Regions from separate parts of the Homo sapiens genome. Here region 1 is linked to region 2. A link is a contact called in ENCODE Hi-C data. All regions are on one chromosome and are shown on one strand. Each heading gives the region's core, a stretch centred on a gene start or an enhancer-like site at or near the end of the contact. The rest is flanking DNA. Distances are from core to core; before and after follow the strand shown. Region 1 holds the start of INPP5F (inositol polyphosphate-5-phosphatase F). Region 2 overlaps CACUL1 (CDK2 associated cullin domain 1).

Region 1 (4,765 bases), core at 31-2,530, 1.0 Mb before region 2:
TTTCAATTCATATCATGTAATCCTTCTGTCTAGACTGCACATAAGAATTACAAGTAAGTCTGAAAAGCTCTGGCTCCTTCCTTAAAGAACTCTATCCTCTCGCTTTCCCTAAAGTGGAAGAATCTCTGAGTGATATGAGGAAAGGATTAGCAAGCCAAAAGGGGCAGGTGCCACCCAGCCCCATCTTACAAGAAACTGGACTGTCAGCGCTCTGAGGGCAGGGACTGCTCTGTTTAAACCACGACTGCACACACATTTTCCTAAAGCAAGCTAATTGCAGACTTAAGCCTCTCCGAACAGCTTACATGACACCCAAACATGGACCCACAATACATTTTGTGTCGCACAACATCAAGTCACACAAAAATCTCAAAATTATACATTACAATACAATTTAATTGTGCTGTGGTATTAAAGTCAAAGACAAAGGCTTTAAACCGAGTGCCTATGAGGTAACCACAGTAAAGTCACACCTTTAATAATAAGGGACCAAGAACACACGGGATGGCAACAGGGAGTGAGTGTCCAGCAGAGCCCTAGACGGAACTGGCGCAACCGCTCCAGATCGGAATTCGAACCCAGAACTTCTGGCGAAGGCCATGTAAGAACTACTCCAAGGAGGAAGAGGCCTTTACGGCCAGGTGCACCTTGCTGGAACTTTCTGCCGGAGGGGACCCCCTCCCCTCGGCCTGGGCCCCAAGCCCCAAGGGCGGCCGCGTGACGCGGTGGGAAGGACGAGGGTCGCCAGCCCCTTCTGCTCCGCACTGGGGTAGGGGCTCGGCGCTGTCTCGGAGAAAGGCCAGGCTCCTTCCAGTCAGGGAATAATGACAGCTCGCGCGCTCGCAGCCCGCCCCGCCCCGCCTCACCAGGCCCGCAGGCGGCTCCTCCCGCCCGGCTGAGGGGTCCGGCCGCGCCCCCTCCTCTCCCCGCCCTGGCCCGGGGTGCCCCCCGCCCGCACCGCCAGCCTCACCGGGTCGGAGCTGGAGGCCGCCGTCGCGGCGGCTGCACCACAGCGCGCGCTCGCCCTGCTGCAGGATGTAGTGGTCCTTGGCTTGGAAGAGCTCCATGCTGGCCCCGCGCGCCCAGGGAGGCGGCGGCCCGCGGGCGGCGCACGGGGCGTCCTAGTCGGTCGAGGCCGCCAGAGCCCGCGCCTCGGGGAGCGGCCGGGTAGGAACCGCGCCGAGAAGCAGCGGCAGAGGGAACGCCCCGGGGCACCCGACCGGTAGGAGGAGAACGCGCCCCGGCAGCGGCGGCGGCAGCGGCGGCCGTAGAGGCCTCTCCCCCCCGCTCCTCCCCTTCCCTGGCTCCGCCCCAGGCCCGGCTCCACCCCCTCTGCTGGCTACTCTCCCCGAGCGCCCGGCTCCGCCCCTCAGCCTCCTCCTCCTTTCAGCTCCCTCCCGCTTCCTGCCCTTTCCTCCGCCTTCTCCCGGGTGTCTCCTCCCAGCTCCTCCCCGCGGGTCTTTCCTCCTCCCTCTCGTCCTTCCGCCCGCCCCTCCCGCTCTTGCCCAGGCCCCTCCCCCGGCGCGCCAGCCTTCCTGTCGTGGTCACCGGTGGCAGCTCGGGAGCTCGGCCGAGTCGGTCTGGACTGACCGCCTCCCTCCGCGCGGCCTTGGGGACAGGCGCCCACCGCTGGGGCCTCCCCTCCGTGCAGGGAGGCGCTCACGCTTCGCCAGGCCGAGACCTGAATCCAACCCCACACCCGCTCTCCCGGAGCGGTGCGGGGTACGTTCCCCGCGGGCCTGCGCTGCCTGCCCGTACCGAAACCAGGCGAGACCCCGGGGCCTGGCTACAGGGGTTCATCCCCAGCCAGGCCCACAGCCAAGCGGAGGCGTCTTCTGTTTTCGTATTCCCTATTAGAAGTTTGACAACAGGAGGCATTCAATAAATGCACATCAACGAGGGAAAGCATGTAACAATAGAAAACACACAAGCATTAGCAGCACGCGGCTAAAGAGCGAGGAGGAAGGGAGGAATGTACAGGTGCTGCTGTGTCCCGAATTAAGCAGGGCGGTTTGGAGAAGACTTCACAAATGGAGCCAGTTAATGAAGCAAGCGGAAGGAATATCGTTTGGCGAGGATAAGATGAATGGAGACCCTCTCGGGGAAGGAGGAGTCTCCCCCAAACATCCTTGAGCTCAGTCTGTCTTGAAAAACCAGTTGATATCCTGAACAGAATGGGTCTGGAGAATGAGGCCCCCACTTCCGGGGCCAGTTCGAGGACTATCTAGCTGTGTGATCTTGGGGAAGTCTCTTGGTCTCAGATGGTGGTTGAACTAATGACCTTTTATGACACCCCCAGTTCTATAAATCATTGAGTCTTCCTACTCCTAACTCCTTGCCTTCTCTAATGCCTGAATCGGAAACAAGAGAAAAAGACAAGAAGTAGGAGATGAGAAAAATAAGGCAATACTTTTTTTTTTTTTTTTTTTAGTTTAGGAGCGGAAGTTTATAGGCAAAAGAAAAGGGAGAACAGCTGTCTCTCTTGCGAGAGAGAGGAGTGACCGAATGGGACTTCTCAGAAAGCAATACTTTTAACCTTCTGCTCAAGTAAAAGTGAGAGGGTACAAAAGCAGGAAGGAGTTCCACATGACTAGTTATTCCAGCCCACAGTGTTGAATTTCCATAGCACAGAAAGTCCAATGATAACAAAGCGTCCTGGAATCTTTTCTAAGTACCATGCCTCTGTGCTGTCCAGACACCTCAACATAAAGGTCGAGGGAGGTGGTTACTCTATCAAATCTTTGTGATGTGATTTGGAGAAAGAAGGTAATGAAGCTATAAGAAGCTTCAGTGGAACCATCGGTTTCAGATTGATTGTTTAATTCAGCCATGTGTTGACTTAGCAAAAATGAGAATGAGAAAATCCTATGAAGACATTGTATCCTGCAAATTATTTCATTATTGTTTTATGAATTACATTGCCAGATGTGAAGAAAACAATGCTGTTGTAACTGTTTTAAAACAATTAATTAGTTCATTGAAACTTTTCCTGATGTTTTAGATCCATGGTTCCAACCCTGGCTGCCTATTAGAATCACCTGGGGAATTTTTCAAACATATCAATGCTTGGACCTTAGACCAATTAAATCAGAATTTAATTGGGGTGGGGCTCTGGCATCAGTTTGTTTATTTTTTCTAAGCTCCCCAGATGACTTTACTATGCAGTCAGGCTTGAACACCACTATTTTAAGTGAAATTAATTAGTAAAATCTGCCTGACAGCAGCTTGGAAAAAAACAGCAGTCAGTCATTAACTAATGCCATCATATGGGCTTGGTTACCTGTAAATGCAGAGTTAACAAGCAAAGTCTTTAGGAGAGAGGAAAACATGGAGGGGAGATGCTTCTGTAATTATCTGACCCCAATGCACACTGCTGTCTCCCTCAGGCTCCAAACACATGCTGTGGGGTAGGCACAGCTCTAGCCTGGCTGAGCAGAGTGAAAAGAGCACATATTTTCTGTCCCTGGTAGATGTCACATCCCCAATCTACTGCCACAGTTGCCTTGCCTTGTTTCTGCTATGAACTTCCTGAACCTTGGCCACTGCAGCCTCTCCACTCCCTGGCTAGCCTATCCTCGGCCTGTGGCTAACTTGCCAGCCTCATCACCCTCTTCCAGCTTCCTAATTCAAGGTCCTCCTGCCCCGATGCCACCCAGGTTTTAATGGAAAGTTCACGTGATGCTGCTCTCCTTTTTAAACACAGATGACCATCATACATATTATATATCTTCTTTTACGTGTATGGCATATATATGCTAATTTAAGTATAATCACTAAGGAGTTTGGTTCTAGCCAGTTCTGTGTGATTTTGGTCAGTTCACTCAATCTCTTTTGATCTCAGGGTCCTTATTTATGAAAAGAGATGATCACTAAGTGTTCCCTTCCAGTGCTGAAATCAATGTGAGGAAATGTGTCCACGTAGTTAAACCTACACAAATGATGGTAAATAAGCCAACTGTGATTATCGATTTAGCCCTTCAATATCTCTGAGATCTTTGGATTAGATTTTGGTATCCTCTGGTGAGATTTGACTTTAACATCATCTCCTGTCTTCTGTCTACTTGTCCATAGTCTTGTTTGTTGTCTGTGATAACTTTCTTCAGTCTTGTCTATGAGAAATCTCCCAAAAGAAGAGATTTATATTTATATAAATATATTCCCCCCTCCCCCAGCCTGCCTGGAGGCTGCTAATGTTGCAGGTCAGCAGTCCAGGTGGCTTAACTTTGTTTTTTGTTTTTTGTTTTTTAATTTTTTTTTTATTGATAATTCTTGGGTGTTTCTCACAGAGGGGGATTTGGCAGGGTCATGGGACAATAGTGGAGGGAAGGTCAGCAGATAAACAAGTGAACAAAGGTCTCTGGTTTTCCTAGGCAGAGGACCCTGCGGCCTTCCGCAGTGTTTGTGTCCCTGATTACTTGAGATTAGGGAGTGGTGATGACTCTTAACGAGCATGCTGCCTTCAAGCATCTGTTTAACAAAGCACATCTTGCACCGCCCTTAATCCATTTAACCCTGAGTGGACACAGCACATGTTTCAGAGAGCACAGGGTTGGGGGTAAGGTCACAGATCAACAGGATCCCAAGGCAGAAGAATTTTTCTTAGTGCAGAACAAAATGAAAAGTCTCCCATGTCTACTTCTTTCTACACAGACACGGCAACCATCCGATTTCTCAATCTTTTCCCCACCTTTCCCGCCTTCTATTCCACAAAGCCGCCATTGTCATCCTGGCCCGTTCTCAATGAGCTGTTGGGCACACCTCCCAG
Region 2 (4,382 bases), core at 619-3,118:
GGCCTCCCAAAGTGCTGGGATTACAGGCGTGAGCCACTGCACCTGGCCTCTCCTCTTCCCATTCTTGAGTCCTCTTCCCCCTCGCAGTAGGTAGCATCTCATTCTACCTTTCCTGAAAGAATATACTTCTCCAGGTGGAGTTAGGAAGTCCCTGTAACCTAATGTCTCAGTGTCCTCAGCGTCCTTTTAAAGCTCCTATCTTATGTGACACATCAAGTCATTTTTTCGAATGTGGCACATATTTGGGTTGGCAGTATGTATTTTTGCTTTCCTTTGAGCCGTAATTAGCGTTCACCACAATGAACTTTTACCAGAATCTACAAAAGAATTGTTCTAAGCTTGACCATAAACTTTTTTTTTTTCATTTTTGATGCTGAATTAAGTGAAGGAATTATCAAGCATGGGGCAAGTTTAGAAAGGCAGGGTTTTTTTTTCAAAGAATAGTGTAGTTGAAGATAATATACATTTCATTATTATGTTCCCATTTTTTTTTGTAAGGCTGGGAGATGTTTATCAACATCTTTAAACATTGTCTTGGCCGGGCGCAGTGGCTCACGCCTGTAATCCCAGCGCTTTGGGAGGCTGAGGCCGGCGGATCACGAGGTCAGGAGATTGAGATCATCCTGGCTAACACGGTGAAACCCCGTCTCTACTGAAAATACAAAAAAAAATTAGCCGGGCATGGTGGCGGGCGCCTGTAGTCCCAGCTACTTGGGAGGCTGAGGCAGGGGGAATGGCGTGAACCCGGGATGCGGAGCTTGCAGTGAGCCGAGATCGCGTCACTGCACTCCAGCCTGGGCGACAGAGCAAGACTCCTGTCTCAAAAAAAAAAAATTGTCTCATGAGGTATTCCAGGTATTATAACCACTTAAGTATTTCCTGATACTGACATTGTCTTTTTGCTTTCATGACAAGATAGAGCATTTTGAAATCTTGGTAAAATTCTGTAGAGAAATGCTACCATTTGGTAGAAAAAGCCGGTCTAGTTTGTAAATATATTTTTATATTTGCCAGTAATTTGGAAACTAATTTTATTGGACGTATGCAAAGAGAATATTCAAGAGAGAATATAGTAGTCCAGAGCTGGTGAGAGAAAACATAATCATAATCATGTTGTCCGGTTTTCAATAAAAATTACACTTAAAGGTGGATATACCTTTTTATTTCCAAGTAAACAGAAAAGGTCCTTAAGCTTTGGTAAATTGGAAAAAACTGAGTTTATCAGATACTTATTGAGCAGTTGTTAGGCATTGTACTTAGAGAAGTGATAACTGGCCTCATTGGTTTGGGCTTCAGAACAACAAGGGACAATGTTTAACTGTATTATGTGGGTGATCATCAAAAGGTTTTTAAACACACATGCACTGCTTGTATGTGGTAGGACCTATATTTTACAAGTATTTAATTCTCCTAACCCTATAAGATAGGTATAGTCATTACCTCCATTTTATAGATGGAGAAACGGAGACAAAGAGAGGTTAAAGTTTAAACCAGAATAGCACAGCTATTAATGTCGTTTCTACTTACACATTTTTATATTACTTACCCCTTTACTGCAGCAAAAAAATAACTACATTCAATTTCTGTAACTTTCTACAATCTGATCAGTAATTTCCTTCCCGTGGCTTCAGATAGATCTGGAAAACTAGTGTTCCATTTATTATCGGTGTATAACAAATCATCCAAAAATACAGTGGCTTAAAACAACAGTCTTTTATTTTGCTCTGCAGTTTGGGAGGGCTTGGGGTGGGGTAGCTTATCTCTGTTCTGCTCAGCATTGTCTGATGTGGCTCAGCTGGGGGCTGGCACTTTCAGTGTGACTCATTCACGTGGCTGGTAGGTTGGTGCTAGCTTTTGGTTCCTCTGTGTTTCCTTCATGAGTGAGTATCTCAAGATACAGGAAATGGAAATTGCTGGTATCTTAGGTCCTCGGCTCAGAAACTGGCACAGTGCCACTTTTGCTGTATTCTGCTGGGCGAGGGTCACAGAGCCCAAATTCCAGGAGAGGAATGTATCCCACCTCTTGATAAAAGGCATGTCGGCTGGGCGCGATGGCTCACACCTGTAATCCCAGCACTTTGGGAGGCCGAGGCAGGCGGATCACTTGAGGTCAGGAGATCGAGACCAGCCTGGTCAACATGGTGAAACCCTGTCTCTACTAAAAATACAAAAATTAGCCGGGTGTGGTGGCACGTGCCTGTAATCCCAGCTACTTGGGAGGCTGAGGCAGGAGAATCACTTGAACCCAGGAGTCAGAGGTTGCAGTGAGCCAAGATCGCCACTGCACTCCAGCCTGGCTACAGAGTGAGACTCCGTCTCAAAAAAAAAAAAAAAAGCAAAAGAGGTTTGTCAGAAGAATTTGGGAGCCACGTCTTAAAAACAACACAAAAATGTAAAATGAATACTGTCTGTTAATAAAGAATCAGTTCTTGATTGCCCCATATTATTCATTATTAGTATGTTTCATGAATGAAGACAATGACTTCTTACTGGGAATAAAACTAGTTTTCTATCGGCTCCATGGTATAATCATTTTTATGCATATTTGCTTATAAAATAAAGTGGCTTCTATTTTTGGCTGAAAGTAAACTACTAGGCTCTATTGTTAAAGTATTTACGTCGTATGTTGGTGATTCTGAGCAAATGTAACAAATGTGTAGCATGGGGTTAATTAATGATAGAAAATTTCCTGGGAAAATATAGTGTGTTGACTTTTGCAGCAGCAGATTTATAGTTCAGTTTGCACAGTGTTCTAAATAGTTACGTTTTAGTTAATTTTCTTAGGCAGTTCTGCCTTTTAGATCAAACCATTGTAGTTTGAAATTTTTTGAAGCCAAGAGTATTTTCAGTTTTATGAATTGCTTTTCACATTAATAAAGGAGAGAGTCTCCTGAGCAAGTGTGTAGCACTGAGGAATACTTGAAAGAGCAGAGGAGCTTGGTTCTGGTCCCAATTCAGGTATCAAAAGGTGTGTGACTTTCAGCAAGACACTTAACCTGTCTAGATTTTAGGATTAGAAGTTATCTATTCTAGTGTTTAAACTATACGGCTTATTGATATCTGTGGGATGATTGTTGCGTATAAGCAAGCATTTCAGTGTTGGTATGGTGAAGTAGAGTACAGAATTTAGAGTGAAACACAAGTTCTCAAACTTCTTCTGCCTCTAGCTAGCTCTGTGACTTCAGATGAATTATTCAGTGATGAGTTTTTATTTTGGCCTCAGTTTCCTCACTTGTTAAAAATAAAAAGGTAGATGATAAAGCTTGTGAGAATTAAATATATGTAAAGTACGTAGCACTTACTAAATGCTCAGTACTCTTTTCTCTCTCAAGTTACCACCCCCAAACTCCCATTTCTTTTTCCTTAAAAGGGGAGATTAACTAGAAAATCTTTTAAGTTTTAAACACTGTTTTCCTAAAATCATTTTAAATTTATTTCAAATTAATTTCTGTACATTTTATGTATATATCTTTGTATTATATTTATCATTTCTTTATCAAATTTGACATAGGGGATTTCAGTTATGGTAGGAGTTGTTTGCAAATGTATATACTTGACCACATAATGAATATGTGGTTGAATACGAAGAGTTAGTGGGAGCAAGGCTAATTGGAGGCCAAAATGGTGAAAAGGTTAGGAAGATGGATTAATAGAGAGAACTTTGAAAACCTAACACTTAGAATTTAAATTTTTAAACACTGCATTTTAAAGCAACATGATTTTCTGAAATGCTTAGCATTTGTCTATGCCAAGCTTGTTCAACCCATGGCCTGCGGGCCGCATGCGGCCTAGTATGGCTTTGAATGCTGCCCAACACAAATTCGTAAACTTTTTTTTTTATTAGATAGTGTCTCGCTGTGTTACCCAAGCTGGAGTGCAGTAGCGGGATCTTGGCTCACTGCAGCCTCCGCCTCCCAGGTTCAAGCAATTCTCTGCCTCAGCCTCCTGAGTAGCTGGGATTACAGGCGCCTGCCGCCACGCCTAGCCAATTTTTTTGTATTTTTAGTAGAGACGGGGGTTTCACCAAGTTGGCCAGGTTGGTCTTGAACTCCTGACCTTGTGTTCCACCTGCCTCAGCCTCCCAAAGTGTTGGGATTACAGGCGTGAGCCACTGTGCCAGCCTGTAAATTTTCTTAAAACGAGTTTTTTTGCAATTTTTTTTTAAGCTCATCAGCTGTCGTTAGTGTATTTTATGTGTGGCCCAAGACAGTTCTTCTTCTAGTGTGGGCCAGGGGAGCCAAAAGACTGGACACCCCTGGTGGTCTGTGCCATTCAAAATTGTAACTATCTACTGATGATAAAATTGGAAGGATAGACTTGAACAGTGAGTGCATCTCTGATGGCCATCATATATATTCAAACATAACTCAAATTGTACGTTT

Evidence for each region. Hi-C counts contacts between places; a loop is a spot of excess contacts on that map. Pooled maps may share reads with other maps.
Region 1: a pooled map shows a loop between it and region 2 (8-fold over the local background). The contact joins the promoter of INPP5F here to the enhancer-like site in region 2. A Hi-C loop is called at or near these places in 4 of 50 pooled maps.

Annotation. Positions count from the first base shown.
Region 1 is chr10:119,722,565-119,727,329 of GRCh38, reverse strand. It overlaps INPP5F (inositol polyphosphate-5-phosphatase F), which reads right to left and starts at 1,280. Exons shown (of 20, transcript NM_014937.4): 1 at 971-1,280. The coding sequence starts at 1,067. RefSeq lists a silencer at 852-1,621 and an enhancer at 2,232-2,281.
Region 2 is chr10:118,696,102-118,700,483 of GRCh38, reverse strand. The region is part of intron 5 of CACUL1 (CDK2 associated cullin domain 1); the gene reads left to right. Among named protein-coding and RNA genes, the nearest start is that of CACUL1, 57 kb to the left of the region's middle. Within about 2 kb of position 1,868, at least 2 of the 41 ENCODE cell types and tissues checked have a DNase peak (open chromatin) inside an H3K27ac peak, as active enhancers do.